Linked DNA regions of Homo sapiens: region 2 is linked to region 1. Evidence: read pairs that join two places in POLR2A ChIA-PET (ENCODE). Cell type or tissue: PC-9. All regions are shown on one strand. Links, peaks and the distances in the headings refer to the core of each region. The heading gives the core; the rest is flanking DNA.

The links. ChIA-PET counts read pairs that join two places held together with the same protein. Peaks named below come from ENCODE experiments on the same cell type or tissue, not always from the same donor. Only the 100,000 strongest peaks of a DNase experiment are listed, where the experiment ranks them.
Region 2: POLR2A ChIA-PET joins it to region 1 with 6 read pairs; 4 of 35 experiments call an interaction of 5 or more read pairs at or near these places.

Annotation. Positions count from the first base shown.
Region 1 is chr9:76,590,377-76,595,751 of GRCh38, reverse strand. It overlaps LOC105376095 (a long non-coding RNA gene), which reads right to left and starts at 2,844. Exons shown (of 12, transcript XR_007061586.1): 1 at 2,479-2,844. In PC-9, for the core only: no CTCF peak of the experiment used is centred there; no DNase peak of the experiment used is centred there.
Region 2 is chr9:76,438,488-76,443,862 of GRCh38, reverse strand. It overlaps a transcript of GCNT1 not described here. Among named protein-coding and RNA genes, the nearest start is that of GCNT1, 18 kb to the left of the region's middle. RefSeq lists an enhancer at 4,933-5,022. In PC-9, for the core only: no CTCF peak of the experiment used is centred there; DNase peaks (open chromatin) are centred at 1,842 and 2,142; H3K27ac peaks cover 2,405 bases.

The DNA of each region.
Region 1 (5,375 bases), core at 284-5,283:
TACCAAGTCACAGCCTTAACACACCGCTTAGGACTTGCTGAACTCCCACCAAAATTTTGTACTCATGGGACATCTCAAGTACTATATGCAAATGGAACGCAAAAGACTGTGGCCACGCATATTCCTACTGCACTGCGTGGATCTCTTCTAGTCTCCGGCTGGCTGGATTGCCCCATCAGACTTACAAAATACAAGTTCAAATTTAAAAATCATTTAAAATTTTAAGGCGAAAATAGTGTGTTAAAACCAAGTTCAGAGCCTGCATAGGTTGCAGCTTAGGAGCTGGCTTTGCTTAGGAGCTTGATAAAAATGCAGGTTCTCAGTGCCGCCCACCCTCAGCCCCACCCCCACCCCCACCCCCAGACCTGTTGAATCAGAATTTGCATCTTAAGATTCCCAGGTCGGTTGTTTTTGGGGCTGTTGAAGTTCAGGAAGCTCTGGTCTGGTCTAGACCACTGAAGATTCTATCTCCCAGGCTAGACGCTGACTTTAACCCCTGGGAGGCAAGGGACAACTTTCTCTGATCTGCCCCACACTCTCTCTTCCCTCCTCTGGGTCCTACCTGCAGCTCCCCAGGATGTTATCAACTGGGTTGCAGGCTGGCTTTTCTAACAACAGATTTATGAGGCTCTGTTCAAATCTCAGGTTTCATCTGCCTTCCAACCATCCAAGCCCTTGGTATAATCATGAATCCCTGTGGCAAGGAAGAGACCACAAAGAGCATCTAATAGGAGCCTTCCTTTTAAAGACCCATTTTAAGGATATGGGCCAGAGGCCGAGCCCCAAAAAGATGAAAGTCTTGTTAATTTACATGTCAATGTGTAGCTGAGATGCCTTTATTATTGAGAATTCTAAAGTGAGAATCTTGTTCCCCCTCCCCCCGTTTGTTATTTAATTCCACTTATTTCCCTACTTTTGCTAGCTTTAAAATTACCCAGAGTGGATGAGGATGCAGTGTAACCTTTTTTCTGTCTCTCTTTGAGACTTTTTATGATGAAATGTTAGAAACATATTAATAATATGTCCCCCAAAATCTTTAAAAGAAGATCAAAGGAGGAGAAAATAGAGTTGAAAATTTAATTCACTTTGGCATTCAAGGGGTGTCTAAGAATAGGCCGGGCACGGTGGCTCACACCTGGCCTTTGGCAGGCAGATTGCTTGCAGCCAGGAGCTCAAGACCAGCAGACCAGCTTGGGCAACATAGTGAGACCCTGTCTCTACAAAAAATACAAAAATTAGCTGGATGTGGTGGCACACACCTGTAGTCTCAGCTACTCAGGAGGCTGAGGTGGGAGGATCACTTAAGCCTGGGAGGTTAAGGCTGCAGTGAGCCATGATGGTGTCACTGTGTCAGAAGTGTGTGAACCAGAGCAACTCCATCTTGAATAGGAGCTAGGTAAAATGAGACTGAGATCTAGTGGGCTGCATTCCCAGAGAGTTAAAGCATTCTATTTCACAGGATGAGATAGGAGGTTGGCACAAGATACAGGTCATAAAGACCTTGCTGATAAAACAGGTTGCAGTAAAGAAGCTGGCTAAATTCCACCAAAACCAAGACAGTCACTAGAATGACCTCTGGCTGTCCTCACTGCTACACTCCCACCAGCATCCTGACAGTTTACAAATGCCATGGCAACGTCAGGAAGTTACCCTATATGATCTAAAAAGGGAGGCAAGAATAATCCACCCCTTGTTTAGCCTATCGTCAGGAAATAACTGTAAAAATGGGTAACCAGCAGTCTTCTGGGCTTCTATGTCTATGGAATAGCCATTCTTTTTCTTTTTTTTTTTCTTTTTCTTTTTTTTTTTTTTTGAGATGGAGTCTCGCTCTGTCACCCAGGCTGGAGTGCAGTGGCGCAATCTCAGCTCACTGCAACCTCCACCTCCCGGGTTCAAGGGATTCTCCTGCCTCAGCCTCCCAAGTAGCTGGGATTACAGGCACGTGCCACCACGCCTGGCTAATTTTTGAATTTTTAGTACAGATGGGGTTTTACCATATTGACCAGGCTGGTCTCGAACTCCTGACCTCGTGATCCGCTGCCTCAGCCTCCCAAAGTGCTGGGATTACAGGCATGAGCCACTGCGCCCGGCCGGAGTAGGCATTCTTTTATTCCTTTACTTTCCTCATAAACTTGCTTTCACTTTATCGACTCACCCTGAGTTCTGTCTTGAGCGAGATCCAAGAACCCTCTATTGGGGTCTGGATCGGGACCCCTTTCCTGTAACAACCACACTCCAGCCTGGGTGATAGAGTGCGACCCTCTGAAAAAAAAAAAAAAAAAAAAAAAAAGAAGAAGAAGAAGTAGTTTTCAAGAAGAGTAAGTTAAGAAAGAAATTCAGTCAAAATTAGTGTTAAATAAAATGTACAGGAGGCCACTGGTTTGAAATGAGCTCCTGCACTAGTCCCAACAGATCAAACCAAAATAGAGTCACTCATGCTAATGTTCCATACCACCAAGCCAAAACTAAGTTGCTTACCTGAACTTCCAATAAATAGGAGAGAGAGAGAGAGAGATAACAGCCAAATCCCCAAACAGGCCAGTCTCAATGAGCATGATGAGGAAATCCCCTCTGCCTTGATCTTTATAATGAAGGTAACTTTGAAACGACTAATCCACCGGTTCTCTGTTTCTGCTTTCCTCAGCTCCTTTCTGTTTGTAAAACCAACCTCCTCTTCCCAGCTCATCACAACATTCTACTTTATAGAATGAGGCAGATTCTGAATTGCCTGATTCTAGAATCACAAATAAAAGCCAATTAAGATCTTTAAACTAAACTTGTTGTAATTTTGTTTGATGACATTAGGAACTTTCACCTTCTTGTTTCTCTCTCAGCCTGAGGCCTGAAATAGAATCACCCCTCAGCTAAAATGGAATTGCCCCTCAGCATGTGAGCAAACTTTTACTGCACCGCTAAGCTGCAAGCCAATAGAGAATTTTCTTGCACAATAGTGGCTCCCCTCCTTCTGTGAGGGAGAGCATTTAAAAAAGCAAGAGAAAAGAAAGGAAAAAGAGAAGGAAAGAGAAGCAAAGAAAAGAGAACGTTTTCAAAAGATGCGTGCTGCCCTTTTGATGAGGATGGCCTCCTTTTCCTCTTGACTGCCAGCCCCACCAGAAAACATTCTCCCAAATGGTCAAGACTGTCGGAAGCCAATGTTGACTGCAGCTGCTTGTAATTTGTTAGTAACTTTCTGGCATAGAGACATCTCAATTTCAAGACCAAGCTTTTATGTTCCCTGACCAGGACTAGAAATGGCAGACAGAAAAGAAAATGAGGGGGTAGGGATGAGGGAGTAGCACAGAGGCCATGGGGGGCATGAACTGACCCACAAAGAGGGTGGGGGGCAGGACTTGGACCTCCTGAAGGTCTTGGGCTTTTCAGCAGTGCTACTCCTCCCTCATTTCTCCTCCACCCCCAATCAAGGCAGGAGAAACAAAGAAACAGCTTAGCAATGAGCTCCTTGGGGTTGAGGTTTTACTGCATAGCTGTGTGCTGTGAAGAATTTTCTTATAAATTGCCCTGTTTGCACAATGACGGCATTCTTTTTTGGATCACCAACTCAGGACATTTGGTAGCATGAGTGACAGAAACATTTTAAATTCATGGGAAATACAAAACCCCCTTTGTGGGCATTGGTTTCAGTCGCTGCCTCAGGTAACAAGAGTTGAGCTAAGTTTTCCTTCTTTTCCCTTCCTTATCCATTGATTCTCTGGCCAAGGTGCTATCGAGTAGCCCGGTGACCCACAGGCCAAGGGAGGGAGGAGGAGATGAAAAGCAAGTTAATTCACCAGATGGAGAGTGGGACCATTTCAGCAGAAGGCAGCTGCATTTCCAAAGCCAGATCAAAATCAAGTTCGAAAAGCTAAGTCCTGCTTAAAGAGCTGAAGGCATAGAGATAGGACAAGGTCTGAGCTGGAACAGGAGATGAGGAACTCTCCTGTCCTCACCTCCATTTCTCCAGGGCCTGGATCTAGCAGGATCTAAGCTGTAAATCCCCCCACTGTCTGTGGTCAGGGGTTTCGCAACTGTGTTGGCTTAAACTTTGTTTCTGCCCTTAGACAAGTTACTTAACTTCTCTGATGCTCACTATCTTCATCTATAAAATAGAGACAATACTATCATCTATCTCATTGGCTTTCTGGGAGGAATCAGTGAAGAAATACATGCAATGGCCTGATAGCCAGGGCACATAGAGCTTAATAAGAATTGGCAGTAATGGGAGTAATTGTTGTTTCAAAGAGGAAGCTATTGCCAAGTCCAGCCTCACATATTTTCAAAGAAGACGTGGAAGGTTGTCCATGAGTTGACAAAGCCCAGATTGTCTCATTTCCCTCAGAGCCCAAAGGTCTGGCAGGCAAGCCACAGCCCTGGGTCATGAGTGAGTGGATCCACACCATCGTCCTTCATGAGAAACACCTTCCCTTCCTTCTTGCTTGGTTTCCCTCTCCTTCTTCTGCCCATCTCCATCTTTTTTTCTCTCTCTTTCATGAGAGAAACACCTTCCCTTCATGAGAAACACCTTCCCTTCCTTCTTGCTTGGTTTCCCTCTCCTTCTTCTGCCCATCTCCATCTTTTTTTCTCTCTCTTTCCTTCCCCAAAGACCCCATCAGCTCCACTTTTTCCCTACACAGCAACCTAGGAAAGTCATCTCATAGTGCTGAGCCCCACTTGCCTCTCAAGGCAGTGAGGACAATGGAGCAGATGCTCTATAAGTCCCTTTGGAAGCCAACATTCCACACTCATCCATTCCTTTCCTTTCTCCCTTTTCTTTTCCTTGCCACTTTCACACTCATACTCCTGGGAGAAAATTCCACCTGGTTAAGCTTGGGTCACATGCCTGCCACTACAGGTATGGCAATGTTAGAGAAAGGCTCTGGGGCAGGAATCCCCCAGGAACCTTGGGCTTCTTTAGGAGAAGAGGAGGACCTGGTTTTATAATCCCCCATGACTGCATGATTTGTGGAAGAGGGAGTGGTAATTCCCCCAGAAGAAATCAGAAAGGAAGAATAGGCATTAGGTTTAGGGTAGAGCAAAGGAAAGAACTACAACAGCTACTGTGCAGATGATAAAATTGGATGTATGCTTTCTGTCCTTTCCATTCGTATATTTATTTGCTTATCTATGCATTCGCTTTTGAGTGTCTAGGCCACTGAAGATGCAAGCCTTACCTGAACTTGAGAATGGTTAGAATTGTCATAATAAAATGTTCATTAAATATTTTGTGGTAAGTTCAACAATAAAGAATCCTCTCAGGAAGCAGGGTGGATCACAAGAACTAAATTGAACCTATCCTCTGGGTCAACCAAGTCTTTAAGGGAGTGGTTACATAAGACCAAACCAGGCATATTGGACATTGAGAGGAATCCCCAGGATGC
Region 2 (5,375 bases), core at 240-5,239, 150 kb after region 1:
AGTCTCACTCTGTTGCCCAGGCTGGAGTGCAGTGGCTCACTGAAACCTCCGCCTCCCAGGTTCAAGCGATTCTCCTGCTTCAGCCTCCCAAGTAGCTGGGACTATAGGCATGCACCACCACACCTGGCTAGCTTTTGTATCTTTAGTAGAGACGGATGTTGGGAACAAATCCCCCAAAATCTGGCCATAAACTGGCCCCAAAACTGGCCATAAACAAAATCTCTGCAGCACTGTGACATGTTCATGATGGCCATAATAGCCATGCTGGAAGGTTGTGGGTTTACCGGAATGAGGGCAAGGAACACCTGGCCCACCCAGGGTGGAAAACCGCTTAAAGGCATTCTTAAGCCACAAACAATAGCATGAGCAATCTGTGCCTTAAGGACATGCTCCTGCTGCAGTTAACTAGCCCAACCTATTCCTTTAATTCGGCCCATCCCTTCGTTTCCCATAAGGGATACTTTTAGTTAATTTAATATCTATAGAAACAATGCTAATGACTGGCTTGCTGTTAATAAATACGTGGGTAAATCTCTGTTCAGGGCTCTCAGCTCTGAAGGCTGTGAGACCCCTGATATCCCACTTCACACCTCTATATTTCTGTGTGTGTGTCTTTAATTCCTCTAGCACCACTGGGTTAGGGTCTCCCCAACCGAGCTGGTCTTCACAGACGGGGTTTCACCATGTTGGCCAGGCTGGTCTCGAACTCCTGAGCTCAAGTGATCTGCCTGCCTTGGCCTCCCAAATTGCTGGGGTTACAGGTGTGAGCCATTGAACCTGGCCTCTATTTCAAAATATATCCAGATTAGGATCCCTTTTACCCATCTCCATTGCTACCACCTTGGGCCATGCTACTGCTGTATCTCACCTGACATCTCCTGCTTCCTCTCATGCCCCACATACAGCCTGGGATTACAGGCATGAGCCACTGAGCCTGGCCAGTGTTTGTTTTGTTTTAAATCCATTTTGGCTTTAGTATATTCCCAACATCTATAAAAGTGCTTGGCTCAAAGTAGGAGGAGCTCAATAATATTTGATGAATAAATAAGAGAATAAATGAATGAATACTTTATCTTCATATGGTACTTTGTAACTTAAGAACCATTTTCACATTTCTCTTACTACTTCTGATAATCGGATAATCAGATAAAACCACTGTGTTAGTTTCTTTCTTTCTTTTTTGAGATGGAGTCTCACTCTGTCGCCCAGGCTGGAGTGCGGTGGCATGATCTTGGCTCACTGCAACCTCTGCCTCACGGGTTCAAGTGGTTCTCCTGCCTCAGCCTCCCAAGTAGCTGGGATTACAGGCGCCTACCACCAAGCCCAGCTAATTTTTGTATTTTTAGTAGAGACAGGGTTTTGCCATGTTGGCCAGGCTGGTCTCGAACTCCTGACCTCAAGTGATCCGCCCACCTCAGCCTCCCAAAGTGCTTGGATTACAGGCATGAGCCATGGCGCCTGGTCACAACTGTGTTAGTTTCTTATTGCTGCTGTAACAAACTACCACACACAGCATGGCTATAAGCAACACAAATTTATTTTCTTACCGTTCTGTAGGTCAGAAGTCTGAAGCAGGTCTCACTGGCCTAAAATCGAGGTGTCAGCAGAACCGTGTTTCTTTCTGGGAGCTTTAGAGGAAAATCTATTTCCTTGCCATTTCTAGCTTCTCGAAGCCTCTCTCATTCATTGACTGTGGGCCTTCCTCCGGCTTCAAAACCAGCAATGGTCAGTTAAGTCCTTCTCAGATGAAGTCACTGTGACCTCTGCTTCTGGCTTCACATCCCCTGAGCCAGAGCTGGTGAAGAGAGGTGTCTCTGAGTCACACTGTGCGAATTGCCATGGAACAGAGTTAAGCTGTTTTCACATTGATCCGTATCACAAGTGAGTGTTTTCCCCAGCTCTGAGTCAGTCTTTCTTTTTAAATCCAAAACCATATTATTAAGTTTTTAAAAAATCATGATTGCTTTACTTCTTCAGGTTTCAGGTTTCTCAGACATAAAACCTTAAAACAGAAATGAATACCTGATGATTGCATTCCAGTTGTCTGCATTACCCATTAAGAGTCTCTGACCTTTTCTGGTCCCAGGAAACCTCAAAGAATAATCTGCATTTTCCACTTCATAGGTCTTAATGGGAGCAGGACTGTGGAAGGTGACACTGCGGCTTCTCCCTCCTTAACAGTTCACCTATGGTCTGTCTGGTATGACTCACACTTTCTTCGTGTCTCAAATTTCCCACATACGAAACAGATACTATGATGAAAATATAGCCCATTTAATTATGTGAAGTGTTTTGAACAAAATTGTTATAATGTCTTAGCATAATGTGGACTTTTTGTACATCATCTAGTCTGATGGTTCTCACCATTGCTACCCACTGGAATTACTTATGGAACCTTAACAAATCCTGATGCTGGCTGAGAGTGGTGATGGCTCATGCCTGTAATCCCAGCACTTTGAGAGGCCGAGGCAGGCAGATCACCTGAAGTCAGGAGTTTGAGACCAGCCTGGCCAACATGGTAAAACCCCGTCTCTACTAAAAATAAAAAAATTAGCCAGGCATGGTGGTGGGCACCTGTAGTCTCAGCTACTCTGGAGGCTGAGGCAGGAGAATTGCTTGAGGCCGGGAGGCGGATGTTGCAGTGAGCTGAGATCGCGCCACTGCACTCCAGCCTGGGTGACAGAGCAAGACTTCGTCTCAAACAACAACAAAAATCCTGATGCCTAGGTCCTGCACCAAGGATTCTGATGTGATTGCTATGGAATGTGGCCTAGGCATAGGTTTTTTTGTTTTTTTTTGAGATGGAGTCTCTCTTTGTTGCCCAGGCTGGAGTGCAGTGGTGTGATCTTGGCTCACTGCAACCTCCGCCTCCCGGGTTCAAGCAATTTTTCCTACCTCAGCCTCCTCAGTAGCTGGGATTACAGGCATGCACCACCATGCCCAGCTAATTTTTGTATTTTTAGTAGAGATGGGGTTTCACCATGTTGGTCAGGCTGGTCTTGATCTCCTGACCTTGTGATCCACCCGCCTCAACCTCCCAAAGTGCTGGGATTACAGGCATGAGTCACTGCACCCGGCAGGCATAGGCATTTTTAAAAGCTCCCCAGCTGATTCTAACGTGCAACCAAGTCTGGGACCAGGGAAGACTCCTCTTAGGTAGCTCTAAACAAGCTCTTGTGGATGAGCCACTTTCTGGACCCAGTCCCCAAGTCATCCCCTGTGAGTGCAGCTCATTCTCCCCTCTGGGTTTTGGTCCTAGCAACCATCAGGAAGGAGACAGGACAGGTGGGTGCAGGACCTCAGCCCCACACAGGGCAGGGGGACACACAGGTTGCAACATCATAGTGAAAAGGACCGGAATCTGATGAGGACACACTGGAAACATGGTACCACTGTAACCCAGGTTTCCTCCTCACCTGTGGAGCAAATATAAATCAGGGAAATGTAGATTGATGTCACCTTCATTCATCACAGCTTTAGTGAAACCTGGCAACTGGGGAATTTTTTGTTCACAAGGCAAACAAAGTCTTCAATTTAATTCCTTTAAATTCCTTGAAGATTATATTAACTAGTAGGTGAGGTTAAGACTTTTGAAAGTCATGTGGGTATTGAACTGAACTGCTCTTAGAAGAAAATTCAGAGAGAAGGTGATGTGGGTCAGGAGCAGGAAGAGATGCTGAGCCAAGAAGAGAGATTTGGGACATGAGATACCTCAAAAGGTTTGTTAGTTTATTCATTTTTTCTTTTTTTTTTTTTTTATTTTTGCGACGGAATTTCGCTCTTGCCCAGGCTGGAGTGCAATGGTGGGATTTCGGCTCACTGCAACCTCCGCCTCCTGGGTTCAAGCGATTCTCCTGCCTCAGCCTCCCAAGTAACTGGGATTACAGGTGCCCACCACCAAGCCCGGCTAATTTTTTGTATTTTTAGTAGAGACAGGGTTTCACCGTGTTGGCCAGGATGGTCTCGATCTCCTGACCTCAGGTGATCTGCCCACCTCAGCCTCCCAAAGTGCTAGGATTACAGGCATGAGCCAATGCGCCCAGCCTTGGTTTATTTTTAAGTGCAATCTTGATATCATGTGGTACAACTTCTCTCTTCTAGCTTCCTTCTAAAATATTGAATAAATTTTATATTCCTCACTATTGCATTCATATTAGTGCAAGGAGAGCACTGTTTTCAAAGAATTCAAAGAGGAGAGAGCCATAAGAATATGAGTCACAATCTGAAGAAAGACGCACACAGCTTTTACCAACAACTGATTTACCTCCATCTCTACTAAGGAAATGCAGACAAAATTTTTTTTTCATTTTTTCTTTTCCTTTTTAAAAACACAAATGGGGCCAGGCATGGTGGCTCACGCCTGTAATCCTAGCACTTTGGGAGGCCAAGTTGGGCAGATCACCTGAGGTCAGGAGTTTCAGACCAGCCTGGCCAACATGGCGAAGCCCCATCTCTACTAGAAATACCAAAATTAGCCTGGCGTGGTGCCACGCACCTGTAATCCAAGCTACAAGGGAGGCTGAGGTGGAGGGATCACTTGAACCTGGGAGGCAGAGGTTGCAGTGAGCTGGGATCACACCACTGCACTCCAGCCTGGGAGACAGAGTGAGACTGTCTCAAAAAAAAAAAAAAAAAAAAAGAAAAAGAAAAGAAAACACAGATTGCTGACTGCACATCAGAGTTTCTGATTTAGTAGGTGAGGAATTCTAACAAGTTCCCAGGTGATACTGAAGCTACTGGTCTGGGAACCACCCTTTCAGAACCACTGGCTTACAACACTCTCATAGAAATTATTTCCTACTTTCATGTTTTATCATGGTCTGTTCTTTGAAATGTTAATAAGTCTGACGAGAAAAGAAAAGAGTGTTGTGGTCAAATGTGTAAGGGAAGTTAAGATTCTTTAGAGAAATCAAAACTTACTGCCCACACATACACGGCTTACTATCTATCAAGCTTGTCCAACCCAAGGCCCATAGTCTGCATGCAGCCCAGGAGGGCTTTCAATGAGGCCCAACACAAATTCATAAACTTTCTTAAAACATTATGAGTTTTTTTTTTTTTTTCTCATTGGCTATCATTAATGTTAGTGTATTTTATGTGTGGCCCAAGACAATTCTTCTTCCAATGTGGCCCAGGGAAGCCAAAAGATTGGAAACCCCTGGTACATTTACCTGACTTTCTTATTTCAGGAAATTTTTACTCAGAAGGATGAAATGGCTGTAAACAAAAAATTAAATTCTAAGCTCCCCTAATCATCTGAATGAACCCCTCCTTTCAGTCAGGGGCATTCCAGAGTTAACCTGAAAAACTAATTCAAGTCATGATGGAAGAGAGGCTCACATATGCCTCATTATACCCCTTCAGCATTAACATCA